Linked DNA regions of Homo sapiens: region 1 is linked to region 2. Evidence: read pairs that join two places in POLR2A ChIA-PET (ENCODE). Cell type or tissue: MCF 10A. All regions are shown on one strand.

Region 1 (8,000 bases), 68 kb after region 2:
GGCTTCATTTCTTTGAGAGTTTCAGCCTTAGCAAAGGACTTTGGTTGATATCAGGGACAATGACCTGGCAAAATGAATGTCTTCAAATCTAATGCCTAAAACCATACAAACAGGTGGCAATGCTTGGGAACACCACAGCAATAAGATTAACAAAGAACCAAAGAGAAGAGCCTGACACTATCAGGGACCATCTGGAATTGTGTGCATAAACAAGAGGTGATTGATCTTCTTTTACTTATTTTTTGAACATTTGTTTATGTGTGTGGTGCATAGTTTGTTTTCTTCTTCTTATTCCCTAAACTAATTTATATGTCCACATTCTGTTTTTCCTCAAATGCTGTTATCATATATGCAAATAAGGTGCTTATATTTTTCATGTAAATGATTTTTCAGAACTTCTATCCATTACCCCACAAAGAGTGAAAATCTGGTTTTTAAGCCTGTGCTATTTGAGAAGGGGAATGTGTTCAAAGTCACCTTTGGATTAGCTTTTAGTTTCTTGACAGACTTTATCCCAAGGGACCTTTTACTCATTAGTCACAGTAGGTTCTCTCCTGCATTCAAGGACTCAGAACTCTCTCTTTGGTAATATAAGGTATTGTCAGATAAAATTTCTGTTCTTTTCCTTTAAAGGTTTGTATTGAGCATAGACCGATGGAATCCTAGCCTTTCTGAATTGAACAAAATCTTAGAGGTTATCTTGTCCAGTCTTCTGGTTTTAAAAATGAGGAAAATAAGGTTTTAGTATATACTGCCTAATGAAAAGACCTGTGATCCTGAAGCCAAAAGACTTGGCTTGGATCCACCCACCCATTCATTCATTCATTCAGTCATTCACCATCGACTGTCTGCCTGGGTTTTAGTCTGCAGGATGCTTGGCAGTGAGGGTATTAAAGCAAGAAGGTAATAGTCTCTCTTTTCCAGAAGCCAAAAACTAAGGGATGAGAAAGACACACTAATCTGGGTGATCCTAGACAAATAAGGGAAACAGAGAGATTCTGTTTCCTTGTCTTTTAATTGGCAGTAACAGTAATAGTAACAATAACAATCTCCTAGGGTCAAACTGAGGAGGTGGGAAAAAAAAAATGAGGTTGACATAAAGCTCCTTTTGGGTATCCCAGATAGGTAACTAAGAAGCATCTGCTTAACAAAGTCTTTTTTTCCCCCCCGAAACAAGGGGTGGAGCTGAAAAATATACTTGGGAAAGATCTCTAGGGAAAAGCTGGTGGTCTTTCACCCTCCTCTTCCACAGTGAATAGAGAAGAGATTGCCACTGTGTTGTGAATCTCTCCCGTTTTTTGCCTCTTGTCTCTTGCCAATGGTTAGAGCTGGGGTTACTTCAGTGCTTTGGAAGTTTCTTTAGGAAGAAGACCATTGGTTTTGCTGTAGAGGGAATGGAGCTGGGTTTGAATTCTGGTTGCACTTATCAGCTGTTTGACTTTGGGCAATATTTAGTATTTCCTGAAATCTGTTTGCTATCATAAAATGGGGTATTGGAGCATCTGCATGCTTTGGCTAGAAGAGATAGATACGTGAATTATTTCTCTTAGCCCTGCCAGTAACTCTCTTTTATTTAGCTGGGGTCGATTTGAGAGAAGGCCTAAAATATCATCTGATACTTCTTAAATTTCCACCAGCTATGGAGTATAAAATTACACAAACATTGGGAAATTCTTCTCCTATGAAATAAATACACACTCCCTTATGATCCAGATTGATCCCCCCGCAAATAAAAGTATGTTCACACAAAAACTTCACATGAATGTTCAGAGGAGCTTTATTCACAATATCCTTAAACTGGAAACAACCCAAATTCACCTGCCTATCAACAGGATAGAATGGATAAACAAATGGTATATCCATACAATGGTATACTATTAGACAGTAAAAAGTAAAATACTGACTGCATTTGAAACAACATAGATGAATCTCAGACATACGGTATTAAGTGGGAAAAATAGACACAAAAAAGTACTGTATGATGCCATCTATATGAACTTCCACAACAGGAAAAACTGATTTCTGCTGATAGAAATCAGAATAGTGGTTGTTTCTGGGAAGTTTAGAATGGACTGGAAGCAGGCATGAGGGAGCTTTTTGGGGTGGTTGTATGAATGGATATCATATCATCAAATTTTATACTTAAGATTTGTGCATTTTCTTGTATTTCAAGTTTACTTCAATAAAAATACGTCCACCAATGAAAGACCCATTCAGCTTGGCAAGTTAAAGCTTCTGGAAGAATAAGCAGGAAGCATAGAAATCATTCTCGTCTTTTGCGTGAATTAGCTTAATCAATTGCTGTCTTGACAAAGAGAAATCTGTTTACAGCAACCTGAGAATTGGAGAATTATGCTGAAACTCTAAAAACAAATATTTTCAATATATACATATATGGATCTAGAGATCAGCCTAAGACATATTTGCAGTAGTGGGTCTCATCTGAGAAGTGTGTGTGTTCGCCAGGAGAATGAGCTTCTCATATTGCCAATTGCAGGGAGCATCATTGACTAAGGACTCCAATTGCTGGACTCTGAAATTCATCACCCAGTTTGTGCTGAGGCCACATTTCCCACAGCATGCGCCTGCCAATGACTGGGCGCAGCTGGGTTACTGAGGCAGACCTGTCCAATTAGAGATGAGGGCTTCCTTTGAGAGGCAACTTTGGCTTGAGGACTTCTCGCCTTCCACTATCTCTATCCCCACAGCCTCACCAAACGTTCTTAGAATGTACTAGACACTAAGATACATCCATCCAATCTTTCTCTCTCTCTCCTTCACTTGTGGTCAGACCTGCATCAAGATCTGACTGTCCTCCCAGCTTCTGCCCCTTTTCTCTTGCAGGTAGATCCCTGGTGCATGTCTTACATGTATCATTCTGTTTTGGTATTTGCTTCTTGAAGGATCTGACTGAAAACATGTGTGTGCAATGTGCGTGTGTGGGTGGAGGGAGGGAATCAGAATCAGGCCACATTTTCTAACCACACCCAACCCTCTTGTCCATCTTTGCTGGACACTCATGGGCGTGCAGCAGCCATAGCATTCAGGCACCTTGGCAAGATTACAAAACATTTGCTAGGCCTTCTCATGCTCCTTTTTATAATAAATCTATAGCAAAAAGCACAAAGCAGCTGTAGCCCAGGAACAGTTCTAGTGCCATTCGTAATATTAATACTTGTGATACTACTACATATCATGATACTATTAGAACTAAACCTTCACTGCTTTGAATCTTGCCTAATTTCTTTCAGGCCCTGTGTTAGTTCCTAAAGTTGTAATGTGCAGCTTTATTATGATCTAGTATAAATCTGAATCTGACCTACGAATATCTTTAGATTTTTTTCTTTAATAGGTAAGATCATTAACAACCTTACCCTTAAAAATCAAAGTAATGGTAAGAGTTGAGTGATCTCTCAAAATATATCATAGAGAATGCTGCGAATATTTTATCTTTGAAGGAAGAGATTTGTCATTTGGAATCTGATTTTAAGAAGATACATTATTTTGCTCTGAGAATAAAACTAAAAAGGCATTTACAAAGTTTGATTGAGCTGACTATGATACACAGGACATTAAGGGCAAGATTTGCTGAATATTATTCATTAGCAATATATTTTTTAAAATAGGCTTCTTTTACCATGTAGTGAGATGTTGCCTACTGGGTCTAAAAAATGTAAAATCTACTCAGAAGATTTGGCATAGGTTAGGGTTAATCTTGTCAGAGACTGTGGTCTAATACAAAAATGTGAGAACTTTATGATTAAGTAAGAATGATTTGTGCTTTGGTGAAAAGGGCTTTCTTTAAAGGGAGACTTCAGTATACATAAAATATTTCCGAAAAGATCCGCTTAAAGCTATTAACACAGATTGCTTCCCAGGACTGGGACAGAGACTTGGGCTTGGTAGGAAACTTACTGTTTGCATCCTATGCCCCTACATGCTGTTTAAACAAATTTCAAACCATGTGACTATGTTACCTTTTAATAAATAAAAAATGTTCAGATAAAATCTAGGACATGTGACAAAAGATATAATAAGGATATAATTTGGAGAATACAGCTTACGGTTGTAAATGAATATAAGAAAAATAAGCAAGTGACTGGCCATCTTCATGTGAGCCTTTGGAAGGCAGAGTATGACTACTGCAAGAGAAATCAAGAAGGAGATTGTTCAGTTATGATATATTTAAAAAGGCTTTTTATACACATCATGGTTGTAATTCTATAAGTGAGTCATTTGGTGTCAGCTGGTGATTCATAACTTACTGGATATTCTGGTTAAAATGTCAACATCGCTTAGAATGAAAATGCAGAGGTATCAAAAAATCAAATGTAATATTTTAGGGGAAATCAGCAGACCATTACTCTGTGACCAAGCTCTGTTAAGTGAGCATTATCTCATGGTGTTTTTGCAGAATCAGTCTTGGTATATGAAAGTGTGATTAATATTGTGCACTATGAAAGCTAATGCTCTATATTTTTGTTCATGGCTCTATAACCACAGATTTTTAAAAAATTAACATGCAACACATACAGGGAGGAATTTTAAAGGACACTTACACATTGAGAAGGAACTTTATTATATGGCTTTATGGAGTTCTATGTTTGTTTTCTTTCACGGGGTGTCAGAAAATCTTGTTGATATTAGAAGCCTACAGCTGAGTTTTAAAAAAATCAACATAAGGATTTGAAAATCCAGCTATGTTCTCTTTTGCTTTTCAATTTCCCACCAGAATTCCCTGTAAATTTTATGGTTCATACAGCAGGAGGCAAGTCAGGTGGTTCTTTTCACCATTCTGCAACAGACCCAGTGGAGGAAGGTCCTGAACATAGACTCAAAGGTTATTTTAGTAAATCTGTAACTCACTGACTTTAGCAAATTTGCCCTTAATCTCTGTGTCTCATATTCTGACTTGTATCCTCCTATTTTCTAGAACATTTATGAACTTAATGTGATGATAGATTATCCAGAAAGTGTTTTGACTTCTTAGGAAAAACAGTATGATCTATGTAGTGAGTTGAATGGTGGCTCCCCAAAAAACACCTCTAACTGGACCACCTAGAAACTGTGATGAGACTTTCTTTGTAAGATGAGATCATGCTGGATTCTTTGGTGGGTCCTACACTCAATGACAAGTATCCTTATAAGAGACAGAAGAGGCAGGGACACAGAAGAGAAGTCCATGTGAAAATGGAGGCAGAGATTCGAGTTATCCAGCCACAAGCCAAGGAAACCCTGGAGTCACCAGAAGCTGGGAGAGGCAAGGAAGGATTCCCCTCTGGAGCTTTTGGAGGGAATGTGGCCCTGCTGACACCTTGATTTCACTCTGTCCTCCAAAACTGTGAAGAAAAAAACATCTCTTGTTTTAAGCCACCAAGTTTGTGGTAATTTGTTACAGCAGCTACAGAAAACTAATACACTTTGATTCGAAGTACTCATTGCTATCTGACCTTAAATCATATGATCAAGCACAGGAAAGTTATTTATGAAAAGTTATATAGGTACTAGTATATATAGTATATAAGGGGGCGGGGGTGAGCCGGGCGCAGTGGCTCACGCCTGTAATCCCAGCACTTTGGGAGGCCGAGGTGGGAGGAATGCTTGAGACCAAGAGTTCACGACCAGTCTGGGTAACATGGCAAAACCCTGTCTTCATAAAAAATACAAAAATTAGCTGGGCATGGTGGCATGCACCTGTAGTCCCAGCTACTCAGGAGGCTGAGGTGGGAGGATCACTTGAGCCCAGGAAGTTGAGCTGCAGTGAGCCATGATTGCACCACTGCACTCCAGCCTGGGCAACAGGAATGAGACCCTGTCTCAAAAAAAAAAAAAAAAAGAAAAGAAAAGAAAAGAAAAAGTGGTGTGATTTATGACAGATTCTCAGCTGGGGGCAATTTTGTCCCCCAAGAGACATTTGGCAATATCTAGAGGCATTTTTCTTGTCACAATATAGGGGGATGTGCTACTAGCATCTGGTGGCTAAAGCCAGGGATGCTCTAAACATCCCACAATGCATAGGGAAGTTCCCCTAAAACAAAGAATTATCCAGTCTATAAAGTCAATAGTGCTGAGGTTGAGAAATCCTTGTGCACGAGAAAGCCTATAGCACTGTGTGATTAAAACCTTAGCTCTGCCATGAATTTGTGAGCAAGACAATTTATCCTGGGAAGTAAACCTTTTGAAGCTTTAGTTTTCTCATCTGTAAAACACGTTGATACCTGCCAGGCCTTTTTAAAGTTTCAAAAAGATAAAGTCGGTCAAGGAATTTTATACTTTAAGAATCCTTTAATAGTAACAACATGATTTCATTATTACTATTCCTATGTCTTTAATGCAAACAAAAGCAAATCTTTGATTTTTAGTTAATATCGTAGGAAGTCCACAATAGCGAAGTTCACTGAGCCACAGGGGAGCCACTTTTATACTTTTATGGTTATTATCTCCCATAGAATAGTTCTCAGAAATTTCATGAGTATTATTGTTTAATGATGTTTTTCAGTGGCAAGGATACTCTGGAGGTACTCATAAAGTTTCTCTGGGGAGCTTATAGTTTATGTCAGATAAATAACAAAATCGAAGCCAAATGGAGAGTTGAAATTTTAAAGTAATACGCACGGTAAAAGCAGGGCTAGCACTATGTAGCCTTTACAGTGATTTTGGTATTTTTTTTCCTAATGGTTATTAAAACAACCCCATGAAGCTAGTTGACAAGTGCTGTCTTCATTTGACTTAGGGGCAAACTGAAGCCCAGAGCAGCAAATGTGCTTAGACAGCAAATGGCAGGGCTATGATTAGAACTCAGATGTTCTGCTTGTTCCACTACGAGGCGTCTGCAAACACCAGCACGTTGAAATAGGGTTTTAGTAATGATCACTGGAGTATGTCATGAAAAGTGAATATTTATTTGAAACTCAAAGGCAAAAATTCTTTGATAGGCATTTCTAGGAAGAAAATTTTAGTTATAATACAGAATGTGAGAATTAAACTTGTTTCAGAAGCAGGCTGGGAAAATTCCTATGATGCTCAATCCCAGGCCTTCATCTAAGAATTTTTATTGAACACCTAAAGTATAGAAAATGGTGTTCTAAATGCTGTAGGAAGGGCAGAGGCGAGAAGAAATAAACATGATGTGTAATTCAGAAGGGTTGTATACTAAGAGAAAAACAAATCTTTTAAATCAATTTATGCCAAAATGTAATGGCATATATTGATTATTGATTAGTGGCAAAGAAGGAATACATTAAAGCAGGGGTTCCCAACCCTCAGGCCACAGACTGGTACTGGTTTGTGGTCTGTTAGGAACTGGGCCGCACAGCAGGTGAGCAGCAAGTGAGAGAGAGAGTGAAGCTTCATCTGTATTTCCAGTCGCTCCCCATCACTCACATTACCACCTGAGCTCTGCCTCCTGTCAGATGAGTTGTGGCATTAGCTCCTCACAGGAGCATGAATCCTATTGTGAACTATGCATGTGAGGGATCTAGTTTGCATACCGCTTATGAGAATCTAATGCCTGATGATCTGAAGTGAAACAGTTTCACCCCAAAACAGCCCCTCTGCCACCATGCCCCACATGTCCGTGGGAAAATAGTCTTCCATGAAACTGGTCCCTGGTACCAAAAAGGTTGGGGACTGCTGCATCAAAGAGACAATTTACCAAAAATAAGATTCATTCAATACTAGTCCATTGAGACAGTTCTTTAAAAAGTGAGGGGTTCTTTTTTGGTGAAACAAGTATGGAGAAGACATTGTATCCACTGATTCTAAAATGGTGTGTGTGTGTATGTGTGTGCGTGTGAGTGTGTCTATAAGCAGCAGGTGTGACATAGCTGTACTTGTCTACATATCAGTGAACATAGTTATTATTCTTGGAATAATGAAAACTTCTGGATGCTTCAGTCACTTTACAGACCATTTGAGTCCTTGCCTGATCTCTGGAAACTTCTTTGACATCTTCTAGTCAAGAAAGTGCCAATATCAAAACTTCCATAATAGATACAAGT
Region 2 (8,000 bases):
AGGCTCAGCAGGAAAATATTGAAGTTAAGTTTTCTCTCCCCTCATGAGCTTTATCAGATTTTCATGCTACAGAGAATAGTGAACATGCTGGAGTGGCAGCGATAAATGAAAAGTCCCCATGGGTGAAGGGAAGACATGATCACCACCAGCACTCTACTTTTTCATTTCTGCTGAACAAAAAAGAAATGGTTTAGCAATCTGTGGGTAACTATTGTGTCATAAGGAAAACATGCGATTGGATTTGCACTTACTTCAAGGATAAATGAATCTCTTCTTAACACTCATTGACTTCATTCTTCAACTTCATCATTTTCAGTTTTCAACCTTCTTTCTCTTGAGGAAAAGAAGAGGAACAGCAAGAAATAACATTTGGGTGCTCTTCTACATAAAATAATTTGATGAGACCTTTTGATAACACCTAGGAATGGACAGACATCAAGATAGTTTTAGACATCTCCCTATTATTTGCAGGTACCAAGAAGCTAATGAACAGTGCAAGAGCAAAATTAATACAAACTCAAAAAAAATTATAGATTTCAAATGAAGTGTTTATTTTTAAAGAATAGGATCTATGCCTTGAGAATGATATAAAATTGGGCCACTAAAATCTTTTTTATTTCCTTATCGGATAGCATTTTAAAACCAAATTTACATGGACACATAGTTGAATTGGTCAATTAATCCTGTAAGATGTATGAAGACCCCAGTTTCCTTCCTCAATTTAGGGGATGCTGGTTATGTTAATAGATTTTAACAAATGACAAAAGAAGCGGAGCTAATTAACTCCTGTTTTGTTTTCGTCTTCTCTAACAAAAACGATACTCTTAAAACAGGAAAGCATTTATCAAGCAACATACAGGATAAACTATAGTTTAACATGGGTTAAGGTGTAAAGAGAAAACAACCTACTTTGGATGAACTCAAATGTTCATGCCTTAACAACTTATTTCTAAGGATGCTGAAGTAACTTTTTAGGTTCATTTTAGAACTCTGAAATTCCAAGCCATCACCTGGAGAATGAGAAAGTGTGTAAGAAAGGTAAATGTCCTATTTAAAAAAAAAAAAAAAAAACAACAAAAAAACAGGAAATGGCTGCTTAAATTCCAAAGTGACTTTGCAAAAGATAATTCACAGCATTTAGAAGCAAATGAAGTGGTCACTAAAAGGCACTCTGATTTTCCACTCTGGGTTCCCAGGATATCTAGTGTGTCAGTGAGTACAGAGGGTGGCATTGCTGCCTTTCCCTTTCCTCGTCTCAGTAAGTTTGGGAGCATATGCTACAACAATGTTATAGCTAGCTTTCAAAAACCATTTGAAAAAACATTAGAATATCTTTGTGAATAATACGGAGAAAGTTAGGCTGAATGACAGTATGGCACGGTGATGTTGTGGTTGTTTGAGCAGTGCTATCTCCTCCTTCTCCTCCCCACGTCAAAAGGTTACTATAGAGAAATGTCAAGCATCAGCATAACTGAGTGAATTAAAGCTGTTGAAATTTCAGGCATCAGCGAGGCAATGGGGAGATGGTTTCTGCAAAGGTCTTTTTGGCATCCCCTCAAATAATATCAAGTTGGCAACTTCTTGGTTATAGTTCCTGACGATAATATCCCTTGAGTAAATATTTTTAAAGCCCAAAATGAGCTTTGCAAAGAATGAGAAAAGCAAAACAAAGGACTGTTTCATATTTAAGATTTAAATCTCTGTTCTTGGACCTGTGCCTAGTTCTATCAAAACAGTGATATCCATCCAACAAATCCCATACAAACTTTCTGCAGTGAACATCTACAGAAATGCTGATTTTCTAAATGAACTATTGAAAAACTACTTTATTTTCTTTATATTTTAAAAAGCTCTTTAAAAAGCTAAATGTATCGAGACCATCCCGGCTAAAACGGTGAAACCCCGTCTCTACTGAAAATACAAAAAATTAGCCGGGCGTAGTGGCGGGCGCCTGTAGTCCCAGCTACTTGGGAGGCTGAGGCAGGAGAATGGCGTGAACCCGGGAGGCGGAGCTTGCAGTGAGCCGAGATCCCGCCACTGCACTCCAGCCTGGGCGACAGAGCGAGACTCCGTCTCAAAAAAAAAAAGCTAAATGTGCCTAATAAGTGTCACTTCAGAAAACTTATTTTCACCATGAAGTAAATAGGAAGATGGTTTTATTATTTTTACAAATGACAAATAAAGCCCTTATACATGAGTTGGACAAGATAACTGACTGAAAAAACTGGTGTCAGACCAACATTTCTCATCTCCTTTCCTTGTGTAACTTGCATTAACTTTTTTTGAAATGAAGATTTTTATTAAATAAAATTTGTATCTGTATTTGTATTTGTATCTGAATTATTTTTATTTTTATTTTGAGATGGAGTCTTGCTGTATCACCCAGGCTGCAGTTCATTGGGGCGATCCTGGCTCACCGCAACCTCTGCCTCCCCGGTTCAAGCGATTCTCCTACCTCAGCCTTCCGAGTAGCTGGTATTACAGGCACATACCACCACACCCGGTTAATTTTCTGTATTTTAGTAGAGATGGGGTTTCACCATGTTGCTCAGGGTGGTCTCAAACTCCTGAACTCAGGCACTCTGCCCACCTCAGCCTCCCAAAGTGCTAGGATTATAGGTGTGAGCCGCTGTGCCTGGCTGTATCTGAAAATTTGATACTGAGGTAGAAAAAGCTTCTTCACTGTGATATTTCACAGTGACTGGCAAGATGGAAGTCTTGCATCTATGCTCTGACAGTTTGAAAGGAGGAAAAATGCAGCTTGGTTCACTGTTTAGGGTGCTACTTTGTTCAGTTGTACAGATTTAATAAATCCTGCCATGTTGTGGTTCAGCTTTATTTGGTTTTGTGCTCACCCAAACTCTTGAGAATAAACTAAATCACTTTCTCTCTCTAGTACTGTGTTAGCTCTGTGCCTTGAATGGAAATGAAATGCAAATGCTTTCATTGCACTATTCCCTTGTTAATTTATCACGTTTAAACACAGCAACATATTGGAAAACCTTGTTATTTCGTAATCTTCAGATTCTTTGCACAATGATATTAAGAACAGAATAATGAGTAGAGATAAGCCAAAGGGAAGCACATTTCTACAGGGCGACTGGCAGCGGTCCCACAGCCATTAGTGTGTGGTATCTGGTGAAATTGCTGGAGTTGGCTTGCCCTCCGACTTCATGACAGAGCAAAAAAGAAGGAAGAAAAAAAAATCCCCAGAATTAGAGGAAGTGAGTGAAGCACCACTTTAGAGTCTTAATTATGCTCTAAAATCGTTTATTCTCTCCTTCAAAAATGTATGTTTTGGTAATGCTCATGCTGTGTGGATTTGTAGTTAAAAGTTAATAACAAATACTAATAAAAAGCAATACGGAGTTTCAACTTCCAGGAAAGGATGAAGTGAAAGAAGTGTTTAGCAGGGTATAGCATAAACTCTTACACCAGAGGTACCCAATAAACATTTGTGGACTTGACTGATGCTTCATGAGTGGATTTAGAAGCTGTTCTGTTGTAGTCTTGACATAGCAGGAGTAGAAGTGCTAACCACAGCCAGATGTTGGGGATCATCCAAGAGGCTAAGTTTGTGGGTGGGAATAGGCACTCAGAGATGATTATACACACATGAAGGGAGAGATAAAAGGTGTTGGAGCTTCTTCCTAGTTGGCTCTTCTTTCTTAGCACATCTTTTTATCCAAGTTGGAGCTCTGACTCATCAGATTTGGTTTCAAATCCCGCCTTAGAATAAACAAACATCACTCAACATGCATTTAGACAACATTTTACAAATGGTTGCAACCTAAACCTACTTTCCTTCACATATGCCATTGTTCTGGACCTCATTCTCAAATCTCAACAATCGTGTTTCAAAAATAGCTGGTATGGTTTTCTGTAGAAGTTTTTGACCTCAGGAGAACATTGGTGAGCTTGATTGCACATGAAGTCATAGAGACATTTTACATGGCATTTGCTGACCATATATATCATCCAATTTGTTTTATAAATTTTGACCCTCTGTGATGCCTGTCTCCAATTCTTAATATGTATTAATAGTTTAAAATTTGGATCAACAAATAAAGCCTAAACAACCCCTGAGGCAGTTTTTGAAAGTATTTTGTCCACCAAAATTCTATTTTAAAATGTTCATGTCTGTTTATATATTCTCCAGTATCATATTATCCTATTAACCCGTTGTCTTACCTAATTTTCTACCTCCTTTTCTCCCTTCCTTTTTCCTTCCTTCCTTCCCCCTCCCTCCCTCCTTCCCTCCCTCCCTCTTTCCTTCCTTCATTCCTTCCTTTTTCCTTTCCTTCCTTCCTTCTTTCATTCCTTCCTTTCCTTCTTTCTTTCCTTCCCTCCCTCTCTGATATTTGATAATGTACCTTACTTGACCTTTCCTTTCCTTTTGTTTCCTTTCTTTCCTTCCCTCCCTCTCTGATATTTGATAATGAACCTTACTTGACCTTTCCTTTCCTTTTGTTTCCTTTCTTTCCTTCCCTCCCTCCCTCCCTGATATTTGATAATGTACCTTACTTGACCCACCTTTCCTTCCTTCCTTCTTTCCTTCATTCCCTCCCTCCCTTCCTTCCCTCCTTCCCTTCCTCCCTCCATCCCTGATATCTGATCATGTACCTTACTTGACTCAGCCTTAGAAAGCCCCCTTCCTTCCTTCCTTCTATCCATCCATCCATCCATCCATTCATCCACCCATGGGGGGTGGTGGAGCTATTTACTAAGATTGGCAAGACTGAGAGAAAGAGGGGTAATCAAGAGTTCAAGTGCAGACATAAACATTTTATATTTGAAATGTTAGCAAATGTCCAAGTGAGGATGTCAGGGTACAGGGTATATGAGATAGGAGCCCAGAGGAGGGGGTTAAGCTATAGTTAGACATTTGAAAATCAACAGTGAATTAATATGCTTATAGCCACAAGATTCAATAAAATCGCTTAAAGAGTGAGTGCAAGTAAAGAAAAGAAACGGCCAAAGACAAAACTCAGGGCATTCTAACATTTCAAGTTCAGGTAGAGAAAGAGGTAAAATAATATTTGAATGTTAATGCAATTTTATTTTAAAGAGTCACTCATCCCTGTTGACCTGCTATTTATTTAGAGTTCACATAATGCATAGTTATCTCTTTGGAGAACTTTAAAAAAATTGCTGTTTTTAGTCTAGAATGTCTGATGGAAGTTGTTTGGCCCAGGACTGTGAAGGTGATCATATTAGTATTAGGAGTATTAGTTGCGAGGCCAATTCTTAGATAATGGGGCTTTCCAAGGCTGAGTCAAATAAGGTACGTTATCAAATATCAGAACTACAAAGGTGTCAGTACCTGTCACGGGGAAAATGTAAAATGCAATTGGGGAATAAGATAGGAGTGTCTAGAACTGGGGATCTCAGAAAAGTGAAGGTAAAATTGGGAGGAAGCAAGATAAACAAAGGTAAAACTAGTAGGTCAGAATAAGGCTGTTTGAGATGAGGCTGGAGTTTGAAGTCAGTTCAAGAACCAATCTCCTAAACACTTTCTGCCATATTCCTTTTAAGCTGTGCCTGAAACAGCCAAACCACATCAGACAAAAGCTACCCTCCCTCCCGCCACTTTTTTTTTTGGCATTTCTAATTTTGAAATGCACAGTCAGTTTCTCCCAAATGTTCTCCTCATTTTCAATTCTAATGATTAGAATCATGCCCAATGCTTCCTTCTAAGAGTATCACTCAGATTTAATCAACATGACTGAGTGTTAGCTATCCACCAGGCTCCAGGCTGGTCAACTGCTCAAACACTGGCTTATTTTTAGGGATTAAATTGTCATCTCAGAAAAGGCAGAAGTTCATTTTAATAGCTTACACTGCCATAGTTTAGAAACCATGTGTAAATTTCCTAAATCCTCTTGTGTGCCATATTCACTTAATAGTTTGTCTCATCTGGAATATTTGAAAATTTAGTCCTGTATGATTTAAATATGGTGTCAGGGGAAGTCTTCACAGTTAATTTTCTTCTCCCATGCAGAGAAGGACACATCTGACATAATATAACAAGTCACATTGCCAGAGTAAGAATAAATAGCAAGCTATAAACCAACAAATAAGAAACCGAGTCATAAAATGAAAGTGCTTTAAAAATGTGGCCAAATACTGTTATTGTGGAGAAGCCTGAATCTGGCATTAAATTACGCCAAGTGGACCTTTGGCTATGTTATCCAGGTCATTGTCTTTTCTGAGACCAGATTTTTTTTTTTCCTGGGTTTTCTGGGTTCTTAAGACCCTCAAGTGAATTAATGGGATTAGAGAATCATTTTCAAAATTTTAAGAACTTAAAGAACATTTTACACTTACTCATCCGGGACAAAGCTACACCAGCTCAGTAAAACTTTGTATCTTTGCCCTTACCTTCATTTTCCAACTGTACCATCATATCATTTCTGACAACCTTGTCAGACCCAGAAACTTCAATGTGTTCCTCTAGTCTCAGTTCTTCATCCCCTTTCCAATGGGATGCTGGTTACTTTATCATGAACAGATTCTATTAATATATCTTCAAACCAACACACATGAATAAATTGGTTACCCACTAAATGGTATACACTCCCTGTCATGTTTTCCACTTGGAGTTGATCTGTTCCTCTGGAGAGGCAGGATGGGCAGGAGAGCAGCCAAGCTTTCCCATCCCCAGATGTTAGGAGACTGAGCCTCTACTGTGTCCCATTCCAGGGTTCTCCCGATCCCTTCCTGTCAGGGACGCTGCTGTGTACATCAGATGGATCAGTGTCATAGGAAAGAGCATGATTTGTTACTTGACTAGGACCAGTAGCAGAAAAAGAAACTCTTGAGGTGCACAAGCTTAACTCTTTTACTTAACGTCATCTTCTTCCCCTTCAGGACAGTGCTCTTTGTCTCTGGTAGAAACTTCTCTCAGGAGACCCCCAAACCAGTAATTAAAAATATTAGATATCTATTAGAATCACCTGAAGAGTTTATAAAACTCAGTTTTTTAATGTTTTTTTTGTCTGTTTTATTTTTATTTTTATTTTTTTGAGACAGAGTCTCTCTCTGTCACCCAGGCTGGAGTGCAGTGGCACGATCTCGGCTCATTGCAACCTCCGTCTCCTGGGTTCAAGTGATTCTCCTGCCTCAGCCTCCGGAGTAGCTGGGATTACAGGTGTATGCCACCATGCTTGGCTAATTTTTATATTTTCAGTAGAGACATGGTTTCACCATGTTGGCCAGACTGGTCTTGAACTCTGGCCTCAAGTGATCCACCCACCTCAGCCTCCCAAAGTGCTGGGATTACAGGCATGAGCCAGCATGCCCTGCCAAAACTCAGCATTTTTTTTTAAAGCTCCCAGGTAATTCCAATGTCCCTCTAAAGATATCCACCCCTGCAATATGCCTTCTCCCAGGTTCCAGCTAACAAGATCAAAAGAACTCTGCCTCTTATTATCATCTCATTGTTAATTTGCATTTTTTCCTAGCATAATGTCATTATGATCAGGTGGAGGCAGCCAGGAGTAGAATAGGTACAACTGAGTTTGACTAAGACTTTTGCCTCTACTTGGTAAAACTCTGTGTTCTTGGCTGCTCCCACTCTTGAGGTTAAAAGAATGCAAGCCACTTCACATTTCTGCCAGTTTGCTTTTGTTTTATTCTTCTCTCTCCACATGGTTTGGCTCTCTCTCTCTCTCTAGAAGTAGTTCTGGCTGATCTACAAAATTTCTCCAGAATTTGATATTTAATAGTTTGATGTCCTTCCCATCTTTTAAATACTTGATTTCCCCTCTCTGGTCAATATTTGCCTGTCAATAGTAGATCATATCTTATAAAACTGGGTCTTATGGTGAAAGAGAATAAAAGAGACTTTGGTGAAAGAGTGGGTGATTTAGAAAGTGTCTGTGCTTGGGTCAATGGTAGAGATTTTAATCACCACGTGGTGAAAGTTGAAGGTATCTTGGGCTCACTGTTCAGGGTAGCAGAGACGGCTCCCTGGCCTGCAATGTCTGTTCAGGGTACAT

The links. Peaks named below come from ENCODE experiments on the same cell type or tissue, not always from the same donor. Only the 100,000 strongest peaks of a DNase experiment are listed, where the experiment ranks them.
Region 1: POLR2A ChIA-PET joins it to region 2 with 5 read pairs; 3 of 35 experiments call an interaction of 5 or more read pairs at or near these places.

What each region holds. Positions count from the first base shown.
Region 1 is chr12:77,296,202-77,304,201 of GRCh38, forward strand. All of the region lies in intron 2 of LINC02464 (long intergenic non-protein coding RNA 2464), which reads right to left. Among named protein-coding and RNA genes, the nearest start is that of LINC02464, 17 kb to the right of the region's middle. In MCF 10A, no CTCF peak of the experiment used is centred here; a DNase peak (open chromatin) is centred at 4,240.
Region 2 is chr12:77,228,665-77,236,664 of GRCh38, forward strand. It overlaps LINC02464 (long intergenic non-protein coding RNA 2464), which reads right to left. Exons shown (of 7, transcript NR_187546.1): 5 at 252-418; 6 at 1-167. Among named protein-coding and RNA genes, the nearest start is that of LINC02464, 85 kb to the right of the region's middle. In MCF 10A, no CTCF peak of the experiment used is centred here; a DNase peak (open chromatin) is centred at 3,107.